2 separate regions of the Mus musculus genome follow, and region 1 is linked to region 2. A link is a loop called in an ENCODE intact Hi-C map of the cell type or tissue named here. Cell type or tissue: heart. All regions are shown on one strand. Links, peaks and the distances in the headings refer to the core of each region. The heading gives the core; the rest is flanking DNA. Region 1 has its middle 160 kb from the start of Esrrg. Region 2 has its middle 77 kb from the start of Esrrg.

Region 1 (16,500 bases), core at 3,713-11,712, 82 kb after region 2:
AATTCATACTGAGATATTAATTGCTTTTAAATATGCTTTCTCCCTAATTTATAAGATAAAAAACCTAAATATTAGTTAAAACAGAGTTAGTCTGCAATGAGCCATAGGGAAAAATCTCTACAATACAACATAAAAGAAAAACTGCATACATTAAACTAGGAAAGTTCAAATGTGTCTTCTCTTATGTTCATTAAATAAGTCTCATGACGAGTATGGAGAAATGTTGCCAAACAAGATCCTGGCTAAGAATTATTTAGGGTAAACTTTTGTAAATAAACTCACAATATTTTCCAATACATTCTGTAATTTTCTTACTAAATCAAGGCCTCCAGTTGTATGAGGGCTACAGAAAGCAGATTGCCCTGAAAATTACACATTTGTATCACATATGAGGAAATTAATTATAATTATTAAGTAGTACCAGCTCTCAAACGTCACCTTCTAAAGAAACTACCAGGAGGCAGAGCTTAGGCTTAAACACTTGCTGCTCTTGCAGAGGCCTGAGCTGGGTTCCGAGCACCAAGGCCTAGCAGCTCACAAACACTTGTAACCCCCTGGTACCCTCATGTGTCCTCTTCAGACATGTGGACACATGTGCACTCCCCCCCATACACACTCACACACGTTTAGGTAGTAAAAATAATAAAATAAATCTAAGAAGAAAAAGAGAAAGAGAAGGAAGGAAGGAAGGAAGGAAGAAAAAGAAAGAAAGAAAGAAAGAAAGAAAGAAAGAAAGAAAGAAAGAAAGAAAGAAAGAAAGGAAGGAAGGAAGAAAGAAAGACAGAAAGCAAGCAAGCAGATGTGCGTTCTATCTTCTCTGCTCAAGAATTTCTCTGCTCAAGAATGACCACACAACTTCCTACGGACTTCTGATACTACAGAGAAGTGTATATAAGGAATGGAGTCAGAGGTGGGGGTGTTGACAGAGGAAGGGCAGAAACAAACCAATGATGACAAAATTTTCCCCTGTGCACCTACAGTCCTCATTGGCAGGTTTGCATAACTTCTGCTGCTGCTTCCTACACATCCCCAAAAGGAGGGATCAATTCTGTCATCTAGGTGAAGGAAAAGAAAACATAGGGCTAATCACAGCTGATGTGGAGGAATGCAGATGTGCTCTGCATAAATGTATTGAAAGGGGATAAAAAGTTATAGACACATTCAAGCGAATGTTTCAAGGGGAATGGGGATTTATTGCATAAATCTAATAGGAAAGATGTGTTATGAACCATCTGGTAAGTGACTTATATAGCCCCATACATTAACATCTGTTGTCATGTTTTCAAAGTACAGAATTTCAAACCTGGGCTGATGAGCCCTCTGCATTCAGTGAGCCTGCTATGCACAGATTAAAACAAAAAGTCCTACAAAAAAAATGGCTTTGAGCTGACCTCTGAATACAGTTCTATAGTGCTGTACAACTTATCACAAGTACACACCAAACCCATGCCCCCATCCTCTCTCACAAGCATGTGAGAGTCTAATGAACCTTGAAATCGGAATCACCATCTGGTAGACCAGCCACTGAGATTTGGGGTGTTCCGGGGACTCAGGTGATCCAGGTTACAGCTAGACAGCTGAAACATTGTGATGCATGCTCTGGATTCCTCCCTTCCTCAGAAAACATACAACCGGAAGAGTGTGTGTGTGCACTGAATATATGTGTATGCATGTTTGTGTGTGTAGGCTTGTGTGTGTGTATGTGTGTAGGCTTTTGTGTGTGTGTGTGGTGTGTGTGTAGGCATGTGTGTGTAGGCTTGTGTGTGTATGTGTGTGTGTAGGCTTGTGTGTGTGTGTGTGCACGTGTACACGTGCACATGAGTGCATGAATGCATATGTGTGTGACTGAAAGTACACTTATACCAAAGGATGAGTGTGGAAACCAGAAGGCGACCTCAAGTGTTAGCCCTCACACTGCACCTTGTTTGACACAGGGCTTCGTGTTGCTCACTGTCATGTGGAGTTGCCCCTGAGCTTCTGAGGATGCTCCTGACCCCACCTCCCATCCTGTTGTAAGAGTCCTACCATTACAGGTATATGCTACCATATCCAGCTGTGTGTGGATTCCGGGGATTCAAACTCAGGTCATTACATTTGAGGGGCAAATGACGTTCCCACTGAGCCGTCTTTCCAGCTCCTCCGATGACAAATCAGGACGCCACTGAAATAGAGGCGAGTGCTTTGGGAGGAGGAACCTTGCATTCAGAGACTTCATGTGAGTGATGTCACCACTGTTGTGAGAATGTCTGGCATGAGCCCCTTAGGAGAAGGAGGCTCTGCTTTGTCTCCTGGTGTCAGAGGTTTCAATCCACATGACCCACAGGCAGCAGGGCAGAGCAGCTTGCCTCCTGGTGGCCAGGAAGCAGACACAGAATGCTTGTGCAAGGCAGTTTTCCTTGCCCTGTTTGCTTCCATACAACATCCTCTAGCCCCTGCAAATGGTCCCCCGCCCACATTCAAGGTGGGTCTTCCTCCATGGCCCCCACAGACAAAACCCTGGGTTGTGCTCTCCTGGAGATACTTAACCCAGTCAAGGTTATGATCACAACTAACTCCTAGCTGTAGAATACCTAAGGGTTTTGTTTTTAAGATTTGGGTTGGTTTTGTTGTTGTTGTTGTTTTAGATTTATTTATTTTTATGTGGATAAGTGTTCTGCCTGCGTGTATGTTTGTGTACATTCTGTGGTGTCTGGTACTCACAGAAGTCAGGATAAAGTGTTAGGGCTGAGTACCGCAGAACTAGAGTTATAAATGGTTGTGAGCCTCCATGTAGGCGATGAGAAACAGACTGGGCTCCTCTGTAAGAGTCCCTAACCGCTGCTGCTGGCTCCCCAGACTGATAATCTTATTTTTAGTTCTGTATATGTGTGTAGGTAGGGTAGGAAACACCTCTCTCTCTCTCTCTCTCTCTCTCTCTCTCTCTCTCTCTCTCTCTCTCTGTGTGTGTGTGTGTGTGTGTGTGTGTGTGTGTGTGTGTGTGTGTGTGTGTATGTGTGCCACAGAGACCAGAAGCATTAGATCTCCCTGAAGCTAGACCTATAGGCAGGTATAAGCCACCAGATTTGGGACTGGGAATTGACCTTGCATCCCCTCAAGAGTAGTGCAAACTCTTTACCACTGAGCCACCATCCCTCCAGGGCCTGGGCAAGGATTTTTGATAGAAGGAAACCATGCAAATCCCACTGCCATGGATGTACACAGCAACATTCTAGTACATTCTAGAACATTCTAGAACAAACTGAAGTCAGCGCCAGTCCCAGCAAGGCTACTAAAATGGAATGACAGGAGAATGACATTGTCCAACCTAGAGAAGCCAGGCTATGAGGCTCTCTAGATGACCTAGAGAGACGGTTAGCTTTCAGCAGGAGCTGGGAACACGATGATCGTTCCCAGTGGTGAGAGTGGCTGGAAGGGGGCAGGCCTTGAGCCAGGGAAACAAAGCAAAGGCTGAGGAACAGCTCCTCGAGTCACAGGAGGCTGTAACACCTCCGAAACAGACCATGCATCTATCTCTAGACATCTAATCATAAGACATCTAATCGTTCTCACAATCTGTCAGCTGTCAGAGTCCAAGAGGCAGGAATACACGTTTATATTTTTAGGATTTTTTTTTTTAAGAAAGTCACACGTTTGAAATCACTGTCCAAATGAAAACGATGCTAAGAGCAGCAGCCAGTGCTGAGGGACATCAGCCTCCTTCTTCCCTTAAAGCATTCGGAGTGTGAAGACCCTGCTAAGAGAATCGCTGCCCCATAGGCATGCTAACTTCTCAGTGTGTTTCTGAGGTGCTCTGACCAACATAACTGTCATGATCCATCTGCTTAACAGAGTTTCCACACACTGCTTGTAGAAGGGGGGGTCAGTGGTGACCAAAGGGAAGGAGAGAAGCCTGGAAGCTCAGCAGAGCAGCGTGGACAAAATGGTGAGCTCCATACCCGCTCATGCCCAATGAGTCTCAGTTTCCTGTTTCAACAAAAGGTCCCCGTAGTCCGAGGCTCCATCCAAGGCAAGTTAATGGGCTGCTGGCTGCCAGTCCACCCCGCCCCCCCAGGAGCATCATGCACATAGAGGGGCACAGTCAGTTCCAGGTAGTTACTGTGAAGAATATCAGTGGAAATAAGGATCAATGGCTGACACTACTACAGAATAGTAATTTCTTAATTCTTATTCAAATCTGGCAGGCAAGCTAATATAACTCGATCTGAATTGGCCATGTGATCCCGATGGCATCCCGCTAATGGGCTGTTCACTTAATTTATGTAATTTTTAAAAATTAAATAGCCATATTTTAAATCCCCTCCATAGTCCTTTAGAAGGAAAGTACGCATTTAAAAGTTACAATGTCTTTATAAATCTCCGTGATCCAAGTTCTTGCCTTGTTGACTACATTGCCCTAAAATTTTACTTTCTTGTGAGAAAAATATTCCAGAGTATCATCAGCAAATCGTCTAAAGCTCTGCTGAGGGAAACTAGGATTGTCAATTTGGGTTAGGACAGAAATATAAAGCTGTGGCTTAATGGCTATATAGGAAGATTGCAGCCCGCTGCCCTACAGACGCTCATGCCAAAAAGACAGGCAGCGGAGCAAGTGCTACATTCAATAGCCGACAAAGTCTAATTCATTTTTGTACACCCAAACGTTGCACCAGCCATTGGTAACTTTATCTCTACTTAAATATCTACTTCCCTGCCCTGGCCTGAGTATGAAATGGCTTCTGGAAACTTCCCCGAGCTTCTCTGAGATCAGTCTGTGCAACAGTCATAAGGGCATCCCACGCACTACTAATGCCTTTGCTGCTTAGGTCTGCAGAATCCGGACTTGTTGTCTTTGTTTTCTTCAGTCTGGGGCACTCTCATTTGGAACCTTCCTCCAAGAATCAGAATTAAAAATTGGACATTATTCTCCTGGTTGGACATGTTTGAAGATTGACTCTCTGCTCTCTATCCTGATCTCTTTTCTGACTATATGAAAGCTTGTATCTGCTGTTATGGCGTATGAGTCATCCTGTAGCAAGTTAATTGTTTTTATTGATATAAACGATAGCTGTACAGTTGGGCAGTCAAGAAAGAGATTGGCCACAGGCCACAGGTTTTGGTTTTGAGCTGCAGGAAATGGGGTAGAGTCATATAGGTTGTGTTCAGCTGGTCCTTTCCCCTCAAAAAGAAGGAAGATCAACCACTCCATTTGAAAATTCTGCTACAGGCTAGTGAGTCAGCTTAGTTGGTGAAGTGTTTAGCATGAAGGCACAAAGATTTGAGTTTGACCCCCAAATCCCTTTAAAAAGCCAGGTATAGTGAGATGTGATCTGGAGAGGTAGACACAAGAGGCCTAGGGCTCCCTGGCCAGCCAGACTAGCCAAATTAATGGACTCCAGGTCCCATAGTACCAGGGGCCTGGGGACCTGATACATGTCAGCCTCTCCCTTCCCCATTCAGATATGTGTATAAGTATATATAGAAATGACACATTTGCACACACATGTGTACACACAGAGAGAGAGTTACCTACTACAAGTGGGGGGAAGAAGTAAGGACATGGTATGTGGTTCAGAGGAGGATGCTGGGTACAAGAAAGAGAAGAGGTTTATTTATCTAAACACGAGAAGAAAAATCTATGCATCCATTAAATATGTGCCCAATTAATCGTTCATTAAAATACATGGTAACTATAATCTACAGAGCATGTGAACCTATGTTGTACAACGCATGCAAAGGATGTTAATCTATGCAGATACATAGATGCGCACACAGGTACCATTAGGCAGATGCTCAGATGAGCCATCAAGGTTGTCTGGACAAAGGGGACTTGGCAAAAAGGGGCGTGAGGGGCAGGTAGGACAGAGGGCAGCATTAACTTGAGCAGTTTCATCTTCTCCACCTCTAACTTGGATCTCCAAGCTTCTGAGTAAGGCTCTGTGGAGGAAACTCCCCTCCCCAGCCACTCTTCTCCTCACTTGGACTTCCCACTATGCCCTAGGCCCTTCCCACGGGCCCTTTCTCTCATCCATTGCTGTCCCAATGCCATTTCTCTCCACCCATTTACCCTTACTGTGTCCTTAAAGGCAAGCCTATGTTCTGTTCCTAAATAAATGCCTTCCTAGAGAGTCTGTCTCGCTGTCTGTGGCCTGATTCTGGTTCCTTGACCTCTGCCTCATCAATAAGCCAGCATTATAGATTTCTGAATATATTTATTAGTTCATAATTATTTTGAATTCCCAGTACGCCCAGGATGGCTAACCTCTGTGTGAATGGCCAGCCAGCTACGCATAACATGAATCCTTCTCCTTCCTCCATATCAACCAACCTGACGTTTATCTACTACATCTTGAGACTGGTTTTTACATTCTTCATGAAGTCACGAGTAGCCCCATTGTTTTTTTTTTTCAGATTTGAAAACTGAGGACCTAGATACAAGTGTCACCTGCAGTGCCTGACATCACTGAGTTAGAAAGTACAGATTCAAACTCAGCTCCAGACCATCCCAAAATCTAGGCTTTGCATGGGCCACCTGGACCCGTGACATCAGCAGTACCCTGCATGGCAGCAGCAGTACCCTGCATGGCAGCAGCAGTACCCTGCATGGCAGCAGCAGTACCCTGCATGGCAGCAGCAGTAGCCTGCAGGTCTTTTCAGCTACATGCCAGTTTAGAAAAAGTAAATTTTCCTAAAGTAGCCAACTGCCACCTCTCACATTTCTTCCTTCTTAGCTTCCAGGAACTTGTTGAACTAGAAGTGGCAGCACACAAGCCTCATGATCCAAAGATTGCCTATCCTTGTAAATATCTGATTTAGGTCAGGAAAATATGAGTAGATTGACTCGTGATCAATAAACAGGACATTAGTTTTATACAGAGATAATGTCTAAGGTGTGCTTGTTAAGCTCTTGGAATTACTTTACTTAAACTATGATTTTAAGAACAAATTAAGAGCATAGGAACCACAGCTCTTTGGGGAACCCACCCTGCGTTTCCAATTCCAACACAAAACTCGCCTACCCACACACTCTACCCACATGCGCTGTACAGTTGTGCTTCATGCAGAATGTTCTCCACCCCTTTCTTATGATCGCCTAGATTTCCCTCTTCAAATAAGCCACAAGGGACTCTTCCCTGCTGAACTCTCTCAAAAAAGACACACCTACCTTCATTCACATCTCGCCACAGACGTATTATATCAAAACATGATACGGTTCCATCAGAGCCGTAGCAAGTAAAGTTTTGCACATTACAAAGTGGTTGTGGTATCTATTTAATACTTTTTAAAAACAGAATAAAGTAGTCACTGTGAGGCATCTGGTCGACTTCACGAGTATCATCATCATGGTGGCTTCTCTGTCTGACTGGTTAAAGAAGACAACCCAATTTGTAATTGATTTTTTTTTAACACTAAACAACTAATTTTGTCTCCCCAAAAAAGCTCTAGGCTTTATTAACTGGGTGATCACAGTTTGCTGGGGTCCTTTCATCAGATTAGTCTGCAACAATGCAATTCTCCCTGATTTTACTTCCATTTCAAGAAGGGCTTTCCACACTTCCTCTTACCGAGAAAGGCGGCCACTCTCCTCTAATTTAGGGGCTTTTTCTCGTGGCAACAATTTATTATTACAGCTACTTAAATTTCTAATCCAATTCTGGGCATCCTTTATTTCCGATTTCCTAACACTTCATAAGAAACGTATTATCTCCACACTCATAGCAGCTGCTTGCTCTTAAAAACCTCGAACAGTTTGCTCTTCTCCAGGAAGACAAGTTTCAATAGGGATAATCCACTAAATTCAGAGACTTTTTGGCTTATTTCTTGGTGATATTTATTCATGGTCTTCATATTTATACAACATAATAAGTCTCAGTGTGTTGATGACAGTATTAAGGTCTACTTTTTGAAAGTACTTTTCCTTCAGGAAGCCTGGCAAAATGAATTCACTGTATTTCTACTGTTCTGTATTTTGCTCTCAGGACTGTGGGATGCACACAGACACTCATGAATGCCCACATAAAAACCTCAGCTCTGCAGAACCAAAGAAATATTCTGCAGTTAGTTCCTAGCGCCCAACTTAACATCTGCCCCTCGGAGGAACAACAAGAGGGTGGCAAATGAGGGTGTGAATAGAGAGCCAGAAATAGAGCTCCGGAGATCAATAGAGGAGCTGAAGGAGCGGGCACATTCTCCAGGGCCCAGCTCACTGTGTTTCTAAGTGGATCAGAGATATGATCCTCAGCCACTGTGAATGGAAAGGAAACTGGATTCCATCAGAGGGAGACGGCAGCGCTAATGCAGTGAGGTCATGCTGCAGAGAATAGAAGAGGAATGAAAAGCCACCCGAGGGATCCTAAAATAATCTCTCCCTAGCACTCCCCTCCAAGGAAGAACAACAAAAGGCCAGAGAGAGAGAATTTAAGTTTCAAAACTGACCACTTAACTTTTCCCCTGCTACCTAGGGAAGTTACACCCTGAGCAGCCATAGCTTCATCTCAGCGGGTTTCTCTAGGAATGTAATAAGCGAATTGCTGACAGCTTTGTAGTTTGGAGGGAGGGGAGTCAAAATGCTGACTCTCTACACTGACAGACATCCAACGGAGGTGGCCCTGACACAGGGCTCCCACCGACTGCTTCTGAGAAGGCTGATGAAGCACCAGTTTCAAGCCCAAGGTTCTGGGCAATGGTCTTTGCAGAGGGCTTTTGCACGTGCTAGGCACACTACAGTAGCTTTCCTCTGCAGAGAGCAACTCAGCAGTCTGTCAATCAAAGGTCCTGAGGCTGACAGATCATGGACACCCACGACTGACCTTGCCAGGCCATAAGGACAAGACAGATATAAAGTGGCTGACAGTAAAAATCTCCAATGAAATAAAGTCAAACAAACTATTTCCAAAAGGAATTTCTCTATTGTGGCTACCTGTGCTGACCTATGGTGCAATATCCTCTGCTGTACATCTAAATTACCAGATAGCAATGGAAATGGTGTCAGGAATCAATAGGCAGTACTGGTGACTTCAGTTTTAGACAGTTCCATAAAGCAGGTATTCAATGCTTTCAATGCTTTAGACTGTGTTAGGGCAACCCATTCATCCATTGGCCTTGCTTCCCCGATACATCAATTCCTAATAAAGCAGGAGGAAGGCCCCTGTGAATTCAAGTAAGATTATGCAAAGCGAATAGTTATTTTATTGTGGATAGAAAGTAAAAGGGAAATAGAAGTGTTATTTATCATTTGACAACACTCAAGTCTGATGTGGAGACAGCCTCGTAGGCCAATTGTGGAAAGTCGCTTTTATCACTGTGTTAAAAACTGATGGTACAGGAAATAGTTGATAGTTTGGGGAATTCTTAAGTTACATGATCTTCACCTTGTGAAAATTATCTATCTGCTAATAAGCCTAAAAACCTTCCACTAAAATCCAGCCAGAAGCTACATAGGGATTGGGGGTGTATAAGCAACCAAATACAAGTACGGTTTTCTTCTTAAGAACCAAGTGATCTTCAAGGGGAGTCTTCTAGGTAGCTGGACAATTACTGCATAATTAGTTATATGACCCCTATATCTTCTCTTGTTGGGCTTGAAATAAAACCCAGTACAGCAGGTGCTTTCTGGGAAATCCCACTGTAAAGGAGAATATATTCATTCACTGCCTGACTCTGAAAGTGTCTTTCATTGCCCAATCAGACATATGGAAGGGTCAAACTGGAACAGACAGCCTGTGGTCTGGAACTCAACTTGTAGATGTCTTATCTTGACTACATAAACATGAACAAAATGTCTCAGTTTCTTTTTCTATTGCTATGATAAAAAACAACTTAAGGGAGGAAGAGTTTATTTTCACTCACAATTGTGGGTTACGGTCCACCATGGTGAAGAAGTCAACGCAGCAGCAGTTTGAAGAAGCCACTTCTGTAACCACAAGAGAATAACAACTGCATACATGCTGGTGCTTAGCTAGATTTCTCCACTCTTGTACACTCCAGAATCCCCTGCCTAGGGAATGGTTCTACCCACAGTGGGTACATGTCTAGGGAATGGTGCCACCCATAGTGGGTATACTTCAGCATTCCCTGTCTAGGGAATGGTGCCACTCACAGTGGGTGGGTCTTCTCATTTCAATATAATCAAGATGATTCCTCCACAGACATGTCCAGATGCTGATATTTGAGTTAAATATAGATTTTGTTAAGTTGAAGATAACACTAACCATCAACCAAGTACTGAAAATTAATATGCATCCATGCACACAATATAAACAAACACACAAAACTGTGTGTGTCTTTCTCATGACTTCCTTTACAAATCTGTGTCCTTGTACACAAAACGTCCAGTTACTCCTACTTTCTACCCTTAAACCTTAGAGTTGTAACTTTCTAGGAAAAAAGAAACAATAAAGGATGATTACACAGTCTTATTTGGGCAAAAGCGAACATATGGGTATCAAGGCCAAAAATATGGATTTCAAGATAAAGCATATGGATGCCCATATGGAAAAAAGGTTTCCTGGCCGGGAACTCTGCTGTTGCATTTTTTATGCCTATGTGAATGGTACAGTTCTTCCCTTCTGCCTAACAAGGCTGTCTGCAGACAGATTATAATGTTATAAATTCACATGCAAATTTTACAAAATGCTCCACTGGTATCTTTATTAGATTTTTTTTATTCTCTTAATCCTTTCATCACTTAAAAGCTCAACAAGTAAATAGATTTTTAGCAAAACGGCGCGGCTTATTCCAATCAATCCTATGGCTGATCTCTCCATTATGCTCAGCTAATAAATTATAGTTTTTTCAGAATCTCAGAAAGAAAATTTCTCCTGACATGCATTTGCATGTACAGAGTATGTGTTATCCTGTAGAGATCTACTATGATCATGGGTGAGACTCCCTACTTTGGTCTAGGCTGGCACATCCTTCATGGCTTTACTGTGACCATGTGTGACCCTGCTTTGGTCTAGACTGGCACATCTTGCATGACTCAACTGTGACCATGAGATGTCCGCTTTGGTCTAGCCCCCAGCCACTTCCTTATCTTCATCACTTTCCATTCAGGAGCAGAAAGACACATGAGGACAGCCACACATGAGCTAATTGGAGACAAATTCTCAGTAAATTTCCATCTTAATCTCTTTTTTAAAGAGCACATACACACACACACACACACACACACACACACACACACACACACACACACATATAGTAGCTCTCTTCAAACACACCAGAAGAGGGCATCGAATCCCATTAGAGATGGTTGTGAGCCACCATGTGGTTGCTGGGAATTGAATGCAGGACTTCTGGAAAAGCAGTCAGTGCTTTTAACTGCTGAGCCATCTCTTCAACTCCCCACCCCCTCCCCCCCACACGCATCTTAATCTCTTCTTGTTTGTTTATAAAGACCATTATTCTTTAGGGGGCATAAGAAAAAGATGTTAAAAGAAATAAAGAGATGTTAAAGGTATAAGAGGTGCCCTTCGTTTTGAACCTACTTTTAAATCAGTGGACTCTTCATAATAAGGTATTTTATTTGGAGTTTTCATGTAATTTATGAACCCGAAAATATTTAGCAGTTTCTTCTGGCACTCAAAAAACCTCAAGTGTAATTTAAACCCTGTCCTCCCAAAATGATATCTTACAGTAAATTTCATGATCAGTGTGGGCACAAAGCAGGCAGCCTCTTGACTGGAGCTGCATCTGGCAAAGGTGAAGGGTCATACTTTCTGATTATCAGACCCCCAAACCTTCTATTTTTATGAGGAACATCCCCTTCTGTCCTAAGAGGCAGCACACATTACCTCCATCAGAAGCAGAAAACATACTTACCAGAGAGCTTCTTCTTGGAGATTAGCTATGGTACTTAAAGTTCTGATAATAGTTCTCCTTTTCTCAGCTACAACAGACATTGAAGGGTGGGGTGGAGTCAGAGGACCTCGGGTTGCACAAAGCAAGCCTCTTGCATTCTTCCTGAACCAAATTACATCAGTGGGATAGGAGACCATGGAGAGAGACTGAATCTAGTCAAGGCAGAGCAATCTCACGATGATCTATAGCAAGAAACTCAGCCCTTTCTCCATCCTTCATCCATGCTTGGCCATTAGAGACCGCACATTGCAGCCAGCACTTCTGAATGAAGTAATTCTGCCTCATTACCACCCACCCTGCCACGCCCACCTCTGGAACCACAAACAAAGCCTGGCTCCTCCCTGCCCTGGTTCTGCTGTTTTCTCAGATGGCCAGAGTCACCACCTTTTAGGCTGATCTTCTCAAAGATCAACCATTAACTATATTCAGTTCCTGCACACAAGAATAAAGTTCAAATTCCTTAGCTATACAGCTAACTTGACTCAAAGTCTGGTGCTCAGATGAATCTGCAAACACATTTTTTTTTCTATCATTTCCTAACAGATGCATCTAGCTCCCGAGTTTGGGTTCTTGCTATCTAAAATGTTTCCTGGTAGTTTCTTCTTTCAGTTCCACACACTAGCAAACCATTTGCCAGGACAAACCATAGTGTAAATAGAGGATTGGACAACTAAATGCACCTCTTGAAGTTAGAGAACTTGCTGTGTACACCTCAGATCTGAGCCCTCTCTCAATGATCAGCAATAATTACATTCACTACAGATCAGATTAAAATCAAAATTAAGACATTGAGGCCAGTTTGAGAGGTCATCACATAAAGGTCCTTGCCACCAAGATGACCTGAGTTCCAAATTCAGAACCCAGCTAATAGAAGAAGTAAATGGATAGTCATGAGTTGTTCTGTGACTTCCACATGACCACTGTGGCACAGAAATGTACACAAACACATACACACTCGAACACACTGAGGATGGTGGTGGTGGGGGGGGTGATAGCTTGTCAACAATTCAAGAGAGTATCTAATATACTATTAGGCTCCTTTGAGTAACTGCAAGTAAGTATGAATCTCGAAGGTGACAATAAAATTAAAGACAGAATAAGGGGGGGGAGGCATAGCGTCATGTTTTAGATGCTTCTCCATTCATTCAGTGAGGGATTTAATGTCCTAGGCACAGTTCATGCACTGGCCTTCAGTGGAAGGCCAAAGGAGCACAATGGACTTTATGGTCTTACAGAAGTAAGATTTCAACACAGAGGTAAGAGAAGTATTCTAAAAGGCCTGTTAGAAAACATTATAAGGCCAGAACGTATCCTGGAAAGATAAGGAAGCGTAACTACCCCTGTCTATGATTACCTCTAAAAGATGAGTTTGAAGGAAGAGCCCACCTTGATTAGCTCAGAGACATAGTGTACCATACTGCAAAAAAAATAAAATAAAATAAAAATGAATTTCATATTGTTCTCTCAGGCAGCATGATGTTTGATCCGATTAAAAGAGACTCTATGCTTTTGAACTGACTCAAAGCCATGGGTCATTAGACTGAGTTGGAAAAGCCTTTCCCAAAATGCACACTGGCCTCAGGTTCTACCCATACTGCCCTGAGACAGAAGTGAGTGATTTTCATTATGTTTCTACTGTGGGTGTTTCCCAACGCTAATCCCAGTTTGCCACATTGAGTATTCTGCTCCGACAATAACCTACATTCTGCTTGACTGTGGATCACCCCCCCATCCCCACCCCCGCACAAAAGCTCTAACTTGGGTGAAATCAGCAAACTGCAACCTGGCAGGAAATTCCATTTCACAGACTCAGGAACCAAAAGGTACACAGCCTTCAAAAAGAGATGCCTTGACGCCAATGCTCACTTTCTCTATTAAAGGTCTTTGGTCATAACTCCCTGAGTCAGGCCATTTGTCCTGTAAATATTCTGTAAGAGCCTGAAATCAACTAGACAAATGCAAAACGAAGCAAGCTAGCCAGTTCTTATGGTAACCTGGGCAAGTCATCTGTATTTACCCAGCCCCTCCATCAAGTGCCTGGGTGTGGGGCTGTGTTTATCTCTCTTGGGTACCACGGCAAGTCCATCTTCTCTCCTTCCTACCTTAACATTTTTTAGGAAGAAGGAAAAAGAAGAAGCTGGGGATTAGGAAAGCAGGTGGGGGAGGGAGGAAAAAAAAGAGAGCAATTACTTTCCAAGCCAGCGCATGTTCACCAGAGAACGCGGTCAAGTGGTCAGGAACAGCGCGGATGTTAATTAGCAAAGAAATGAGGAATGAACCAGCATTAGCCCTGAGACTAATCAATGGGAAAATCACTCCACACAGCCGCTTAATGAAGTAGTATACAGCTATTTATTTTTAGTCTGTTTTATCCACCACAATTCTCCACCAGCTGAAGTCCTCATGAATTAAAAAAAAAAAGTAAGTGTGTGTGTGTGTGTGTGTGTGTGTGTGTGTGTGTGTGTGTGTGTGTGTACATCTTTCCAAAGCCTGGTACAGCTATGTTCTCTACACTTGTTTTAACCCCCCTATACTCATATCTTTCAATGGCTAGGATATATCACATAAATTAGGCTGATGTGAACACCCATCCCATACAGAAAATATGTTCCATAAATTATCTTTAGGCAGATATTCATTCTAGTTGTATTTCATAAAATAGTTCCTCTTTCCCTGGAGAGGCAAACCCGATCTGATTTTTCTGAGAGTAGAGTGTCAAATCAAGGCTGCTGGTAGCAAATAAAGCCCTTTACTCAATTTCTTTCTAGCCAGGGGAAGTATTTGGAAAGCTTTTGGGCTTATTTCTTACTTTAAAAATATGACTACCATCTACCTAAGCACAAGCTTGTCGGGCCTGTTAAGACCTACTGGTGTCTGGGTTTCATTTGTTTGTTTTTTTTTTTAGGGAGCACACCAGACATATAGACAGAGTGGTAGATAATTTTGTCATTTTCTAAGAACACGGACACACACTGTAGTTTGAACAGAGGAAGGCTTTCTCTAGGAATATCTCCTTTAGTTGTGAGACAAATTTCCTTAGAAGGACGGGATGTTTGACCTCAGCGAGTTCTGGTAAGCTGAAGGGACTTCTCAATGAACAAATCTCACTCCTCAGGCGGGAAGGAAGCTTAGAGTAGCGGACTCCATCCAGTGATAGCGCGGTTCCTGAATTAGTCGGTGTATGCACTCTAGCAAGTAGCAATGCCCTCCACCATCAGACAGAAAAATGAGTGTTTATAAAGCATGTCCAGGTGGAAGTCAGAGCTTCACTCTGGACAGCACCAGACAGAGTAGGCTTCCCTGCTTGCTTTTAACTAGGGACTCAACATACCACTTCAAATAGGAAGCCTCAAGTCTTCCCAGGCTTTTGCGGAATCTAAGTTCAAGCCCTGATTTCATGTAGCCTTTACCATGGGGAATAAGGTGCAAGTCCTGGATTTCTGTCACCCTGTCAAGACCGCGGAAACATGTGTGTGACGTACACACATTCCCTCCCAAAGGTGGTCCATGCAAATGCTTACTCACACCTATAAAATCTCAAGCTAACATCTCATCAGAGTAATGTGTGTGGTCACTGTTATTGAGGAAGAAAAGGGAGTCCGGCATGCCATTGGACAGTGTCTTGTCATGGACGGAGGGCACTTGGGGTTGTGGTAATGTTTCCAGAATGCTCTATACATCCTTAGAACACAAAAACACAGCAGGAAAAACAAACACATGAAAACCTCTGCTAAACACAAACCTGGGAAAGAACAACTCCCAGGTAATTCCCTTTATAGGTTGATCTGATAGCTCCGGCAGCAGAAACAAAGCACCAAGCGCTGGGACGCCAACAGCTGGTTGGGAAATTGCACAGATTGCTAGAGGAAGCTGCAGACTAGAGATAGGTAATGAAAAGGTTAGAAATGACAGTTTAAAAAAGACAAATTACTCCAAAGACCATATTCTTTAAAGCACTGAAGCAAAACATGTTTATTCGATTTGTTTGTGTGCCTATTACGACAATGCTACTTTGGGATTCTAGGAACCCAGTCTGTCAATTTTTCAGTTTCTGCACATTCATGGTTGCTTAGAGCTGTTTAATGCAAACACACTTCCAATAAGAGATTTCATGCCCCTAAATTACACCCAGTTAAAAGCGAATGAAAATGTAAGGTAAATAACTATAATCAGCCGTATTATCTTTCTCTTGGCACCTCTCACTTTGCAGGCATATTTAAAGACATCTCTGGGGTCCTATCCTTTTTAACAAGCAGTAGCGTATTTCCTGGAATATTACTTAAGATGCTGTGCACCGAACATTACACAGGTTAAAATGTTACCTAGAGACCTAGAAAGCAGTGCATCTGTTGCAGAGAAATTTCCCCCCCCCCCCCACATTTTGGAATGTCTGAGAAGATAAAAGAGTATTTGCTGTGGAGGGGGATGAAAAGAGATGAGAGGACTTTAAGTTCATCTTTTATGTTGAAGTTCATTGATCAGCTGCTGTGAAAAGGAAAAAAAGTCTGAAGTAACTCTGGAAGAAATGGGGGAGGGATGGCAAAAAGGAAGGATTCATCGTGTTTGCTTTACAAAAGTATCTAGGAGTAAACCGTTGACCTGCCCTTGTGAGTTGGGAGCCATTTTGGAGACCACTGACCATTGTTTTTGCCTTAGATAACA
Region 2 (16,500 bases), core at 5,245-13,244:
ATGACTTAGAAATCCAGTTGTTTGTTTGTTTGTTTGTTTGTTTGTTTAACCATCTCTGCATGGAGGCAAAGACCTATCACCTGGGCATTCTGGAGGCTGAGGCAAGAAGAACATACAAAAAGTCAAGCATGTTGGTGTACACGTCTGATCCCATCTCTAGCAAAACAAACACCCAGATCTTAGGAGATCACTGGGGAGCTCATCTACCTAGTTGGTTAGCCCCAGATCCCAGGCAGAAACCCTGTCTACCTAGTTGGTTAGCCCCAGACCCCAGGCAGAAACCCTGTCTACCTAGTTGGTTAGCCCCAGACCCCAGGCAGAAACCCTGTCTACCTAGTTGGTTAGCCCCAGACCCCAGGCAGAAACCCTGTCTACCTAGTTGGTTAGCCCCAGACCCCAGGCAGAAACCCTGTCTACCTAGTTGGTTAGCCCCAGACCCCAGGCAGAAGCCCTGTCTCAAAATAAGACGGATGGCTTCTGAGGAATGTCACTGGAATTGTTCTCTGGACTCCACAGACACATTCACACATATGCATAAACACACTTGTACATCCACTTGCAAACACTCAGAGACAGAGACAGAGACAGTGACAGAGAGGGGAGAGAGACACAGAGAGGTACAGAGAGAGACAGGAGAGAGACACAGGAGAGAGAGGGGGGAGTGAGAGGGGGAGGGAGAGAGAAAGGAATATATCTGGTACAAAGAAAACAGTCACATCCGTTGCGACCTTGCTCCTTACCCAGGGCCTGAGGCCAATCCAATAAGACTGAACATAAGATTATAGAAGTTATGAATGACTTCTCAGTTCAGTCCTGGCAAGGATCTAAGGAAAGGGAATGAGGAATATGGAATGACAGAAAAGAGCCAAGGACAGTGGGAGTGTTCTCTCAGTAAAACCTTTTCCAATCCCAACCAAGAGAACAAAACTTTGCTTCAACCAATACCTGGCCCAACACACTCAGCATGCACACAAACTAGCACCCAAACCGAAGCTGCCCAAGTATTTCCTCCAGTAGGATGAATTTATCCACAGCTACTACAAACGTCTCATTTCTCAGTAATGTGGTAGTGTAACATATGCAGCCCTAGAACCATTCAGGTCTCCTGGTGCCCACTGGAGATTGGTGTCCGGACATCTGAAGGTATCAAAGTCTAAGGATGTCCAAGTTCTTTATAAAATGCCATAGTATCTATAGATGCACTATGTATACCCTCTATATTTCCAATAGTCTCTAGATTATAGAGGATACATAATATAATACATCACAAATAGGATGCTATGCATAGCCATCATACTGCACTGTTGAACTAAGACATGGGGAGATGTCTGCACATTTTCAGAATAAGCATACTTTTTTTGTGTGTGATTTGAAACTACAGTTACATAGACAGATGAATGTGAAACCTGAACACAGAGAGTCCTTGCCATAAGTTTCTTGGGAAGAGGGGATCCCCTTCAAAAACTCCCACATTTATGACTAAAAGTATAATAAATAAGGGGGAGAAAAGAGGTGGGTACCTGCACTTTCAAATGAAGAGGCACTAAAAGAAGGAAAGGAAAGACAAGTGGAGAAAGGAAACATCGAGCAAAAATTCAGTTGTAAATGAGCTAACGTTACAGGTAAATTAAAAACAAGAAACCAGATAATTCCACCCCAAATTCCACCTTTCAACACAGCTGCTAGCCAAGTCCGGGAACCACTAACAATCGGCCCTCATGCTCCAAGCACATCACCAATGGTTGAAGTCAAAACCAACCCAGGCCAACACTCATCAGCCCAGGGTACACGCTTGCTCTCCCAGCTGCCCTTTCCTAGTGCATGCCCACGCCTGTGCACTTAAGCATTGACCAGGCCACCAGAAGGCAGACTGGAGAGCCAGGAAGAGCAAGATGCAGCAGATAACTCTGGAAAGTGAGAAAAGATTTCAACCAACACTTGAGACATTTCTGAAGCAGTCTACCAGATACACAGATGACAAACGGTGCTGGTTAGAAGCCATGAGAGCATCTCTTCTATAATAAGCCTTTGGACACAGTGTTCTATTTTTAATAAGAAAGAAACATCATTGGCTTGATGAGTTGAAATGCCAAAGCAGGGGTCTTTAATTACTTTTGGATCTGAGGCTCCTTTGAGGATCTGGTAGAAGCTAGGAGTGACCTAGCTAGGCAAAAAAGTACCTGTACTCAGAGACTCGCCACTACATTCAAACCCCTTCATTGCATCAGGCATGTTCCTATGTGGCTCCTCTGTTTCCTCAGGGGCCCCTGTGCTAAAAGCTTACAAATCTATACATTTTGTTTAAAAAATGCTTTAGTACCTTGAAAGAATCTAATTTTTAATGTATAACAAATAGGGCAGAGAATTTCACTTCACTTATTCTATGACACAATTTAATATGTATCAATTTCCAGGTTTTTAATTTCCTGATTCTTATTTAAGGGGGGGGGGGGAGGCAAGAACACAACAGGAAATCTACCGCCTTAACAGATTTTGTCAAAGACTCAAACTCAAGCCTTGGCACATGCTAACAAGCGTTTGACCACTGAGCTACACACCCCAACCTAAGACTATGAACCACTCTAAAGGACCGCGTGGCATCACTAACTATAGGCATATCTGATTGGCAGCTTCTCATTTCCCCCGCACTCCCTTCCCTGGGTACCGGAATCCATTGCTCCCACTTCTATGCATGGAATGATCGATTTCACATTCTTCAGAAAACTGGAACCATGCAGAGGTACCCCTGCTTCTGGGACCAGCGTATTCCTCTTAGCACACTGTCACCAAGCTCCCGATAGGTCTTCTTATAACTATATCATTTCTGCCATTAAAGGCTGTGCACATCATATTTTCCTTTCTGCTCATCCTCCGATAGGCTTTTAGATTATTCTTACTTCTGGAGGGCTGTCAAGCACGCTGTGATGAGCACGGCAATGCTGACACCAGTTTGGGACCTTTACTTCAAAACCTTTGGATAAATACCCAGAGGTGTGATTGACAGTCGTATGGAAGCCCTACACACAATTTCTTTTTTTTTAAATTTGTAGTTATTTAACGTGTATTGGTGTTTTGTGTGTGCACTCACTATGTGGATTGGACACCTGGTACACACAGAAGCCAGAAGAGGACATCAGATCCCCTGGGACTAGAGGTACAGATGGTTGTGAGCTACCGTGTGAGTACTGGGAATTGAACCTGGATCCTCTGAAAGAGCCAGGTCCTCTTAACCACTGAGCCATCTCTCCATCCCCCTTTGTAGTTTTTTGAGGATACTCCACTTTGTTTCCCTCTGTAGCTAATTTATATTTCTCCATGGCACCATCATGACGCATCTGTGTTTACTCTGTATTTATTCACACTTTTATAACAGTCATCCCAGCAGGGGCCCAGTCTTTATGCGCATTTCCCTGGTAACTGGGGATACTGAGCCCTGGGCTTGTTGCTTGTCAATTTGACAGGGTCTAGAATCACCTGGGAGACATGCCTCTGCATTGACTTGCAGGGAATTTTCCAGATTGGGTCAACTGATGTGGGAAGACCCACCCTACAGCAGGCAGCACCATTCCGTGGGCTGATGAGAAAGAAGAAAGCAAACTGAATACCAGCATCTGTCTTTCCCAGCTTCCTGATCATGGACACAATATGACCAGCCACCTTAGGTTCTTGCTGCCATGACTTCACTCATGGACTGTACCCTTGACATGTCAGCCCAAATACATTGTTTCCTCATGACATTGGTTTTGCTGGGTTTCTTTAGCAACAGGATGTAAATAAGACAACCCTTCTCATATCTCGGCTGGCCATACTCTGTGTGTGTGTGTGTGTGTGTGTGTGTGTGTGTTTGCATGAGTGTGGGTGTGCATGTATATTCAGGTTCATGTGTATGAGTGTGTATGTGGAGGCCAGAGGTCGAGGTCAGGCACCTTCCTTGGCCATTTCACTTGAGCCCAAAGTTGATTGGTTCATCTAGTTTAGCCCTGCAGTTTGCTTCAGCAACCTCCTGCTTCAATACCCCCAGTCTCTGTGATGACTGGGATTGTAGGCATGCGTGACAAGTGATTTACCCACTCAGCTGCCTAACCACTGTGTAGCAAAGGGGTCTATGCAGAGCCTTTGCTTAACTTTAGGAACTAGGTTATGAGTTGTTTTTCATTGCTGGCTATAGGATTCAGGACCTCGGACATGGCAGTGAAACCCTGCACTCCTGAGCCACCTTTCGAGCCCAGCTTGCCAGCTCCTTATATTTAGGAGCTGACTTCTTACTCTGAGAGCATTTTCTCTTTTCCCATTTAGTTTTCCCGTCTCATAGATCTGAGCCGTCCCCCTACTCAAACAAGCTCCACCTGAGGAAGTCAGAAAAATGTTACAGAATGAAGAGACCAAGCTGAGAGAGTGGTTCTCTTCACAGGTCTAGATATGAGTTTGCTCATCTCCCTGCCTTAATGTCAGAGAGAGAGAGAGAGAGAGAGAGAGAGAGAGAGAGAGAGAGAGAGAGAGAGAGAGAGAGAGAGAGAGAGAGAGAGAGAGATTATATGCTTGAAAACTGCCAAGTCCTCTCTTCACAAAGCTTTCTAGCCAACAGGTGGAGAAACATCTGAATGTGTATACAGCAAGATGGTGGGAGAAATTCTCAGATGTGTTTTCTGCTTGGAGAATTTTGGAATTAGAATGGTAGGGAAATGCAACTCGGGTAGCTCGGGGCAGGAAGAAAGATACCAGTCATCTTCCTGAGGAGGGATGGTTGGGGAGAAAGGAAGGTTGAAAATTGTGGTGTCCTGGGGCACAGTGAGCCTTACTGCAGAGGATGTGGCACCCATACTCTTAGGGGTGTGGCACATGTGGACGCCACACCCCTAAGAGGGGAATGACTGAGCGGTTATCCTTCCTGATGTCCCCATAGTTAGTTTAAGGTGCACAAAACAAATTTAGTTTGAACACAACAAAAATAGAAACAGATGAACACAAATGGCTATAATTAGGACCGGTTACATAATTTGTGGGCTGAATACAAGGTAAAGATACTAGGGTCCTCTCCATACTCTGCATGCACTCTACCAAAGGAAGAAGGCAAACACCGAGCCAGCTACAGACTCTTAGATCTACAATGATACAAGTTAAGACCTAGTGCTGGTGCAATAATGGCAAAAACATGGTGGAAGTATCCAACCACAGCACTGGTCTCAAGGCCCATTCCAGGAGATGGATCCCATCCCCAACACTGCTGGGGTGGCCAAGAATCTGAAACCACACAGGTCAGGAGCTGCTAAAAGAACATAGTCACGAAAATGATTCTTAAAGTTATTCTGTTATACTCAAAGATCAGTGTCTTGCTCAGTCATCATCAGAGAAGCTTCCTCCTGCAATAGATGGGAACAAACTTGGAGAGCCACAGCTGGACAATGTACAGAGAGGGAGGGACCTTGGAGCTCTCAGCCCTAAATGGGAGGTCTCCATCAAATCACTCTTCTCAGGGTCCTTTGGGTAAAGGAGGCAGAAAGAGTGTTAGAGCCAACGGGGATGGAGGACAGCAAGGACAAAAGGCCTTCTAGACACAGCAGGACTGACATACATCTGAATTCACAGAGCCAAGTGTGGTCCAAGCGCTGAGAGGAGTAGACAGGCATCCTGATTCCTAACCCAGAATCTGTCGCCCAGGGACAACTACACACAGATGAAAAATTAGTTCTCTCCAATGGGGTCTCCCTGGGGAGACAAAACACACTTAAGGGCAGGCTCCACGCCCAGGAGTAGCTGTGCAAACTCAATGGCATCTTTGGAGGTTCTTTGTCTCACAAAGATTTGATAGAGCATTTTGTTAAAATTCCAGTTTCTCTGCATGTATTATGGCTTCTGGGTTTTGTTTTTATGGAATCCCTGTATGCACAACTCTCCACATCCATATGTGTTTCTTGTGCTTTTTCTTTGTCTCTTTTTCTTCTGTGTGTTTGTTTGATTTTGTCTTTATCTTATCTTATGATTCTTTAGATGTCTGTGTGTATTCTAACAAGAGACATCAGATATGGATATGCAGTGGGGAGGACCTCAGAGAAGAAGAGGGAGGAGAAACCATATATTGTAAGGAAAACATCTATTTTCAGTAAAAGAAGATGGAAAAAAATAATTTAGTAAATTACTACCCCCCCAACCTCGTGTTGGCTGGTTTTGTGTGTCAACTTGATATAAGCTGGAGTTATCTCAGAGAAAGGAGCCTCCCTTGAGGAAATGCCTCCATGAGACCCAGCTGTAAGGCATTTTCTCAATTAGTGATCAAGGGCGGGAGGGCCCATTGTGGGTGGTGCCATCCCTGGGCTGGTAGTTTTGGGTTCTATAAGCAAGCAATCTGAGCAAGCCAGGGGAAGCAAGTCAGTAAGTAGCATCCCTTCATGGCCTCTGCATCAGCTCCTGCTTCCTGACCTGCTTGAGTTCCAGTCCTGTCTTCTTTTAGTGAACAGCAGTGTGGTAGCGTAAGCTGAATAAACCCTTTCTTCTCCAACTTGCTTCTTGGTCATGTTGTTTTGTGCAGGAATAGAAACCCTGACTAAGACACCCCCACATCTCTCTCTCTCTCCTACACACACACACACACACACACACACACACACACACACTTGTAAGGCCCTTTACCTATAACTCACTAACAATTCCCTTATGAGCACGTAGCCAGAATCCACTGGGGTCAGTGTACACCCACAAGCTAGCCTTTGAGAACATTAGGGAGAAACTTCAAGTGTTTATTCATACCTATCCTCTTCATCATGATAACCACCCCATATTTTCACATAGGAAATGTCACCTTGAAGAACTCTGTACATATTTGCTAAGCACCACACTTGGGGCTTTATATCCATTTATTTCAGCAACTGTGTGATCTAGCTATTTTTAAAAGCACTTATCAATACAAAACAAAAGCTAAGAGAGGTAAAACATTCCTGAAGGAAGAGCACTCACTCTCTTTGTGTACGGAGGTGGGTATTATCAGTCTTGATGATCACTCCTGTGTATCCTTCAACAAGCTCTGCTACAGGGCATGCTCAGTAGTGACCTATACATGGGTGAGTCTGTATTTTTGGGCTTGCCTTTGTCTGGGATGTGAAGGTCCAGATTCTATGAGATCAGCCTGAGGGTTTGCACTTTTAAAGGAATGAGTGGCAAACTGGAGTCAGGTGTGCTGGTTCCATCGTACAATCCTAGCCCCTGAGTGCCTGAGACAAGAGGACTACCATTGATTCAAGGCCAATCTAGTGAAATCTAGGCCAGCGTGGCCTCCAGTGACAGAAGCCGATGAAGTAAACAAGCCAACAATGGTCCACAGCCCTGGAGTGTGAAGGATTGTGGGTCAGCATCATCTTCAAGGACTGTGGATCCCTCGGGGTCCTTTGCTGATGGCCTTGGGTAAGGACATGGGATGAACATGGGGGAAGCCAAAGGCCAGCCCTCTCAGAGCTGTGTCTTCAACTTAGGAATATGGCGAGATTCTCTGATTCTTATAAGAAATTATACAGAAGAACTGAATTTATTATTTTTTTAAAAGCTATTCATTCTTCAGGTCCCACATTGACACCTGATATCTTCTACAAACTTTCTATTCATAGTTTTCGAAATAAAGGCTTCCATGAGTGTCTGTGTACAAGTTCATCTCTACTCCAAAACCAATCTCTGGCTCTCAGTGAAATCCACTTTCCCCATTTAGAAGTAAAAACAGCCATGGTCACAACTAAACATCAGCCTGATAGCAAGAACCAGTTGGAATTTGAATATTTACTAAAACCATATCAATTTTTGTTAAAAATTTTTTTAACCTGCTTGTCCATTGCCCCTCTGATGTTTTGCTGGAGGGAGGGCTGCAGAGTTGCCTGGGCTTCAGTCCACCCTCTCATCCTTTAGTGGCAGCTTTGCTCACACAGGTCTGTATGTGGGACCACCATGTGATTAATAGCCTGCCAACTGTGCCCATTTAAACACCTTCCCTACATTATGTCTTCCTATGTTTATTTGTTCCTGATTTTTCTCTGATCCTTATTGTTCTCCTCAGCAGAAATTACCTGCTGTTAGGCTCTGCTTCCTAGTCCCAAGCCTGGTGACTCTATCCCACTGTGTCTTGTTTGGAGAATCTGTGGTTAAATGGAAAGTGGGGAAAAGCCAGTCGGAATTAAGTAAATAAATGGCCAGAAGGATTGGGCACAGGTTAAGAATCCTTCGGTAGTTCTTTCTTCTACCTAACTTCCCATTCTATAGCCACACTTGAGAGAGAGAGAGAGAGAGAGAGAGAGAGAGAGAGAGAGAGAGAGAGAAGCAATACAAAAAGAAATCAGCACCCACACACTGGTATGCCAGCTGTTACACCAAGCAACTGGTCCATTTTCTTGTTCTGCTGAACAATGGATCTGTATTCAAATACTGACAATTATTTTGTCAGTTCTTCGACAATTTAATTCATTAATTAATTTACCTAGTCCCTTTTCTCGGTGTGGCTAGCCATGTCTTGTCAATATCTCGTTAAGGTGGAGCATGGGACAGCCTAAGGACCCTAGGCTGGCTGCCAAGCTTGCAAGAGGCTGGTGCTCAGCTAATGAGAATGGTTTTCTCTGCCTACAGTGGAGCTTGACTTTACTAGAGGCAGGAGCCACAGAAGGATGCTAACAATGAAGCTTTCAACTTGTACTGAAGAGAAGGGGGCTCACCCTGTGCCTACATTTTAAGGGGTTTTGGTCTTGGCACATCACACCCTTGTCATTTGCCTTCTGAACAAACCCTGAGATTTCCTAGGAACATTAGCATCTTGGTACACTGAAATCACAAACCCTTGTACCTTTAAAGGGGCTATGGAAGATTTAATCACTTGGAGAAACAACCATTTCATTGCTAGGTGATATAGCACGCACGCGCGCGCGCGCGCGCGCGCGCACACACACACACACACACACACACACTCAAAATGACCAAACCAAATCTGCTGCATGCATTTGTACTTGCAAAGGGTCCTTTCCTTTGAAGGGGTGATAAAAGAGGGATAGACACACCGTGCTTTGGTGTGGATGTCTGTATCCCACCCTTTCCCCCATCCCTACCTTCATGTGCAAAGCCAGCCACTCTCTCCTCATCTCATATCCATTTCCTAAGCCAGGTTCCCAACTCTCCTCTCCAAGTCCAGCAAGCATTTGCACACAGCAAAGCACTATACTCACAATTTGAGGGTGTGTAATGCCGTTGTGTATCTAATGGGAAAACTGTTGCTTTCCTTCCTGTTCAAGGCGGCAGTGGCCTCTCAGTGCAGCTGGGGAAACTGGAGAGGAGGAAGTCCTTCCATACCATGCACTGCGTGGGGAGCTCCATTCCCCAGGAACCAGGGTGCTCCCAGACAGCACCGATGGGTGTTTGACACGTGTCTCTGATATCAAAGTCAAACCAAGAGCCATCAAGAGGGCAGATCATCTAAATTCACTGGTGGCAGGAAGCTGTGTTGCCGGACATGTAGAGTCATATCCCACTTAACAGGGAAGATGCTACAGACATGGATTGGAACATACCCACCAGACCCTGGTTCACCTAGTCCAGCAGTTAGCGAAGGTTCCGAGCCCTGGATAACTAGACCACATATGAGCTCTGCAGCCGGAGCGTCTTTTCTTTTGCTGCCTTTTAAAATAAGTGCTGGATGTTTCTTGCTTGGACAAGACCTCTGTTCCATTGCATCAGACACCCAGTAACAGGATAGCTTTAACCACTGTGAGAATCAGAAGCCCAGGCGGGTCACAAGTGAAATGCTCTTGGCTGCCAATTGAGATTGACATGTGCTGTTGTCAGGAACATCACACTGTCCAATTTGGCCAAATTGGCAGGCTCAAGAATAATCCAAGGTACAGTCTGTCAAATGGAGAGCTAAGCAATGAGCCCTTGGGAATGACAGGCAGCTCCATCCCTGTGGGTTAAAACACCTTTGTAATTGGAAATGTTTAAAAGGAGTTTTAGTTCGAGGTATTTGGTTTTGTTTGGACTCCGTTTGTCTTGTGGTAGACCTGTTTTTAAAGCACTTATGTCCAGAATACTACAAAGAGCTCTGCATGGGGCATTTTTAGCAGGAATCCAAGAGTATATAGGGTGGGAAGGAAAGGTGTCAGGAGGTTTCTAGAACTTGCTTGGAAGATCCTAACCTGTAATAGCTAGGCAATAGCTTCTCTTTGAGGCCATCCTTCTGTCCGTCTGCGGGTCTGAGGAGCCTAGATGCTCTAATTGAAAGCCTGTGTACTCAGCAGAACACATCACTCTACTGTTAACCCCAGCTTCCTGCAAGGCTGCCTCCTAACAGCTCTGTCCTCTGCCTGTAGGATGTGCAGGCAAGTGGAACCATCACAGGCACGGAGTGTGAAAGGCCGCAGCCTTTGTCTTCTCCAAGTTCTGTCTGTTTCAGAGGCTAACACGCAGCAATTAGTCTAATTAATGTGAAACAATGAGCTGTGTTACCACTTATCAAATTGATTGTTCCCCTATCAAAACAAAACAGGCTGGCTTTTTGATGTAATTTCAAGAGATGATTTGAAATGTCATGTTACTGCAAGCCAATTACGGTATGACTGGAGTCACGGTCAACAGAATACATAATTAGCATGAGTTTGGGAAGGCTGCTTAGCCCTGGTATGTTAATTAAGCCTCTTTTGTCATAAAACAAAAAAGGTTGCATGGGAGGGTTTGAAATAGGTGAGTTTTTTTTTTTTTTTAATTTACTTTTCTTTGTGCTTATCAACTGGAGGCATGACTGTGCAGAAGAACAGACCGTTTTTAATTCCACTACTACAAATTAATACACAGTAACAAGGTCACCGGTGATGCCCAGGCTGTGGACCATCCACCTCATTCTAGTCCCGCCCCCTGTGTGGTATTGCTCCGGAAGTGAAATGGAGCTGGAGGGATCGAGAGTGTAAGAGACATCAAGATCCTTGAGCTAACCTCTAATCCTCTTCCGGGGGACTCAGGGATTGCACAGCACTCTGTTGGCAGGGGAATTGCATCCAGGTATCATCTTTCTGTTGTTGTCTTAAGAATTGGGGAGAATAAACCTATCATGAGATGATGACTCAGTCTTTACCTCCCTGAGGTACTGAGGGGATGCGTGCCAGCTAACCTGTGGGCTTGGACAGAAAGCTGATCTGTAAAGCCAGGGCTCTGTGGGGAACTCTGTCACTTCGTCTTGGTCTCAACACAGGGTAGGTTCCCTATACTTGATGAAGGAGTGAGTTCCATAGATTTCTTGAACTGCAATGCCTGCTGGGAGATCTCAAGTCAGTAACAGACCAGTAAGAGTCAAGTTCGTAGCCGCCTCGAGCTTTAGATTCTGCTTCATGTTTCAGTATAGTAGGGACTGGCCTGGAGGTTTCTAGCATTTTCTCTGGAGGCTTCCAGTATTTTCTCTGGACCCTTCTAGCTTTCTGGACAATCCTTACTTTTCATTGTCGGTATAAAGGCACATAGGAGGCTCTTTCAAGCTTCCCACCCTTTCTGTGAGAAATGCATGGATATTTTGCCTAGGAATTGTTTTCTGGAGGTTGGCTATGCTTTGGTGTTACACTTATATTGGCGTAGTCCCCAGTAGTCAAAAAGGGGCTTGCGATATGCCTCAGCCAGGACAGTGCTTGCTGCACAAACCCAACAACATGAGTTCAATTCCTGAGACCTACATGGAGGCGGGAAAAGAAAACTGACTCCACAAAAATTGTGCTCTGACTCACACTTCCATATCACAATGCACAAAAAATATGTAGTTTAAAGAGACAGAAAAGTGTTACATGCTGTTGGAAGATCATCAAGTTTAGTCCGGACTTTCTGACCAGTTTTGTTTCTATTTGTCAACATAGTGTTTGTTTGTTTGTCTTAATCTCTGTTCCCAATGTGTATTAATAAAACATTAATGAGTAAGATAACATTGGATGTGTTGTTTTGTTTTGCTTTAATTTGGGGGAATTTTATTTGTTTGTTTGTTTGTTTTCCACAAACAATGGATGTCTAGCTTTGGTCTCAAAGGGAAAGGAGGATTGAAGCAGCGCTCACTACACTAGGTAAGGAAAGATGGTTCCTAGCACCTGCTTTAACTTTCCAGCAGCATCTTTCTGTCCCTTTAGCCAATTAAAAGTCATCATGACCCCTGACTGCAGCGCTCCAAGGAGGGGGAGGGGAAAGAAAACCACAGTGAGTCTGAGCACCCAAGAAGCATGTATGGGGTGGTTAGGTGGCTCAGGAGATCAAGGCGCTTACTGGCAAGACTGACCACTCAGCTTCAATCTCTGGTACCCATGTGGTAGAAAATAGCCAGGTTCTGCAGCTGCCCTCTGACTGCTGTGCACATGTGTGCTGTGGCCCATATATGCCTCCAATAAGTAAATAGGGAGACAGACAGACAGACAGACAGACAGATGGTTGAAAAAGAAGCTTGCCTCATTAAGTACTAATGAAAGCCAACCATCATTCAGTGTTTGTAAGTGCTCAGTACATTATAGCTCTCTTATACTCCAAAAACTACAGAGGCTCTGTAACAGTCAATGGCTAAGTGTATTATCTAGTTAGATAAAAGAGAAATGTACTAAATTCATGCCCGGGCATGCACTAAGTGATGGGAGATGCCTAATTAACAGTCAAAAGTTCACGAGTCTCTAAGTTGCAGGAAGCCTTCGACAGGCGCTGCACCAGCCCTGAGGGACTGAAAGGGGTTTCCTTCCACGGAGGTGCCTTGTTAGTAGAATTTAGAAAGGCTACCAGATAAGCTTCTACGTTTTTGGGTCAGTGCTGCAAAGGGTTTGGAATTCTCAGTGCTTGCTTGAGGTCAGTGAGCCAAAGCTAAAGCGTGACTATGGTGTGAGGGGCCACCACCGGCTATGAGATCCATGTACTCAATAAGGTGAGACAAAGTCCTCATAAAATTGTGTGGATGGAAAACTGGTCTCTGGGAACTAGAGATGTGTGTGAGTTATAGTGAGTAGTTGTAGGTGGATCTCAGAGTTTTGGGTTTTTTTTTGTTTTTTTTTTGTTTTTGTTTTTTTGTTTTTTGTTTTTTTTTTGAGTTTTTTGAGACAGGGTTTTTCGTCCTGGAACTCACTTTGTAGACCAGGCTGGCCTCGAACTCAGAAATCTGCCTGCCTCTGCCTCCCGAGTGCTGGGATTAAAGGCGTGCACCACCACACCCAGCTGGATCTCAGAGTTAAAATCGGGAGATTGTAGCATCCATCTGGGGTGGGGACAATCCATGCTGTGGTCTCCTCTCTGATGTCCTTTTCTCCTAGGTCAGGTCCGATTCTCACCATTGGTTTGTGAAGTGTTTAGTAGCACATCAGATCCTGTTTGTCTTCAGTAGGCACGCATGTGTGCACTCGCATGTGTCTATAGGTATGAAGCCAGAGAGCAATCTCAAGTGTTGTGAGTCTCCTTTGAGGCATGCTCTCACCCTGGCCTGTAGCTCATGAAGCGATAGGATGTCTAGTGAGCCTGAGGGATCGTCTGCCTCTGCCTCTCAGTGCTGGGGTTACAGTACAAGCTACCATGTAGTCTCAGAAAAACTCTGAAAATAAGGAGCAGTGGTGCACGAGGGGAAGAAACACAATCTTAAGAGACACAGGCTGGAAAGCCCCAACTGCAGTTGATATAGACAGAATGGGGTATGCAAAGTACTGCTCAGCAGTGGAGTGCTCTCTCTCTCTCTCTCTCTCTTCCCCATCCCTCTCCCTCCCTCCCTTCTCTATGTATTCCTCTATGATATAAGTATGCTACATGTTTTCTACATAAAACCTGTCTTCATGCATCTTACTGTTTGGTGAATAAAGCCAATTGCATTCTTCCCTTTCATGGTACTGCACACAGGGCATTGCATATGTTATTAAGCTCATAATCTATCCTGAAAGCTTCATGACCAGTCTAAAGGCTTCAACACAATAGATACAATATAAATATCATGGGGCTGCATTTACTACACATGTGCAGGTGCCCCTAGTATCCTCAGGTAATAAAATCAGAGGTGCTTAGTTCCCCTATACAAAACATCATATTTGTGCATAACAGGGGTTTCCAGCCATCCTAATGATGTGACCCTCTAATACAGTCCTTCATGTTGTGGTAACCCACATCCATGAAATTATTTTGTTGCTACTTCATAACTGTAGTTTTGCTTCTGATATGGGTTGTAATGTAAATATCTGATACACATCATATCTAATGTACAGTACGACCCCCTGTGGGGTTGGAACCCGAAGTTGAGTTGGTGTCTATCCATGTATACCCTGCTATTACTCAAACAAATATCCTTTAAATACGAGGCCAGCTCTGTGCATAGTTATTTTGCTGCTGCTGTTTGGGGCTAATGAATGAAGTGGGGGAAACCTCTGCATATGTTCCTGATAGACATCATTTTTACACCAAACCTTTTGTATCTCTGGTTGTTTGAATAGTGATATCCATGGGTACAGAGGGTTGTGTATGTCATATATATATATATATATGTGTGTGTGTGTGTCATATATATATACATATATATGTATACATGTATGTACATATCTATCTCTTTTATATACACAAGTATATAAATATATATCAGCAATAAGTTTTATAAAGTGCCATTTAGCAAAAGACAAATAAAAGATAATCAAGGAAACTGAACTATTACCTCTTTTCCATAAACCTGAATAAAACATATAAGTTTCTTAGGTTTTCTTTAGAGACACACACACAAATAATTTAAAAAGTGGGGGGAAGAGAGAGAAGAAAACAAAGTAATAAAAAAATGAGATACCTGATTCCTCTGTATGTGTGTGTGTGTTGGGGGAACAGGGGAGAAGCCATATTCTACTAAGATTTCTCTTTTAAATCTGAGGCAATGGCTACTCTTGAGGGAAAATGTTTGGTGTGGGAGAAGACGGAACCTATCAAATAAAGTGAGATAATATTAATATTTCATTTAGTACTTATCATCTCTTTATGATGATGAAAAGACATTATTATCACATTTTTTAATTCTAACTCACAAAAGTGGCCAATCTTCCACATTTGTAATGGGCTACAGCACAAGAATCTTAGTTTACACAAAGCTCACACAAACCACTCAATATTTTCAATATCAATGTAATGACTTATGATTTTAGAGAAAAATAACAAGTCTCAAAGAAAATTCCATAGTTACCTCTCACCTGTCCTATTGGTCATTTATGTATGGCTACATTTCTGCAAAAGAAATAAAAAATAAAAAAATAAACTTTCTGCATATTCATTATGAAGAAGACAGACGATAATCAGAAGGAGAGATAGCAAATTTTTTTTTCTTGAGGATAAGACTCTCATTGGTTGAACTGCAGCATCAGCCAGGCAATTTTACCATTAAGTCAGCAGAAGTGAGTTCTTACACGCTACGCCACTTACTAGCGGAGAACACCAGGCAGAGGGAAAAGAACACGCTAGAATAAATTGTGCATTATTTCTGGCATTAGTTAAAGGAACTGAGCATTATAAGAAAAAAAATACAGTACCATTGATTTTTACAGGTGTTTAATACAGATAAGCTGAAAAAAGGGTTTCCATTTTAAGCCCAGCGATGGCTAAAGATGCATTCAAATATGTTCAAAAGCAATCTAAAGTCTTCTAAAATGGTGTTTAAGCTATTCAGGCAAAAATGTAAATAGTTTTTGTCGTAGTACTGGGGAATATAGAACAAAAGCAGGGCCCAGGGTGCTGGCTCTGGCACAGGGCAGGCCACTGTCAAGAAGGGGGTCATTAAAACAGAGGCTCTACTGTTTATCTGCCGCCTGATCACAGGCTACTTAGTAGAAACATTACTACACTGTCCTTAGGAAGGTAGACAGAGTAATTACCCTACGTTGCTCTCAAGAGGAGAAACAAACACCCACCCACCCCACCCCCCAAAAACCAATCCGGCTAAGGAGTCAAGTATATGCTTAAGAAAGGTATTAGACAAGGAACTGAAATCCAGTATTTTAACCTTGTCTGCCTCCAGCTTATTTCTTTAACATAAGAAAGATTAAAAAAATACTAAATTAACATATTTAAGTGTTTTCTAAAGGTCCAGGGGGTCCTGAAACGTTATGGGACACTGGGATGGATCTCTGTGGAAAAGCATATATTAGGTGCATGCTGAGCTCCATGTCCAAAGCGGGAGTCAAAGGCGTCACTAAGGTGATTTCTACATAGTGGCAGAACAGAGCTTTTCTCCTGTCTCAGTAGGGGTGCAGGGCATCTCCTGGAAGTGTTTGTGGTACCACTGTTCTGACAGTGGTCAAGAGAGCAGGGCGCAACAACCACAGAGGCGCAACATCCACAGATGCGAAGAAGGATCGACAGTTCCTGTTTTTTCCTCCTTCTTTATTACAGGCAATTGCCATACACAATGGAACTTTTCTCCCTTAAAAATGTATAGCTGTCCCCTGAGAGGCACTGCCAGAGCCTGACCAATACAGATGTGAATGCACCCAGCCAACCATCAGACTGAGCACTGGCACCCCAATGGAGGAGTTA

Evidence for each region. A loop is a pair of places that touch in the nucleus more often than their neighbours do. Peaks named below come from ENCODE experiments on the same cell type or tissue, not always from the same donor. Only the 100,000 strongest peaks of a DNase experiment are listed, where the experiment ranks them.
Region 1: it touches region 2 in a loop (2.2-fold over the local background); 2 of 42 quality-filtered maps call a loop at or near these places.

What each region holds. Positions count from the first base shown.
Region 1 is chr1:187,828,721-187,845,220 of GRCm38, reverse strand. It overlaps a transcript of Esrrg not described here. Among named protein-coding and RNA genes, the nearest start is that of Esrrg, 160 kb to the left of the region's middle. In heart, for the core only: no CTCF peak of the experiment used is centred there; a DNase peak (open chromatin) is centred at 8,290; H3K4me3 peaks cover 289 bases; H3K27ac peaks cover 5,020 bases.
Region 2 is chr1:187,912,405-187,928,904 of GRCm38, reverse strand. It overlaps a transcript of Esrrg not described here. Among named protein-coding and RNA genes, the nearest start is that of Esrrg, 77 kb to the left of the region's middle. In heart, for the core only: no CTCF peak of the experiment used is centred there; a DNase peak (open chromatin) is centred at 9,824; H3K27ac peaks cover 266 bases.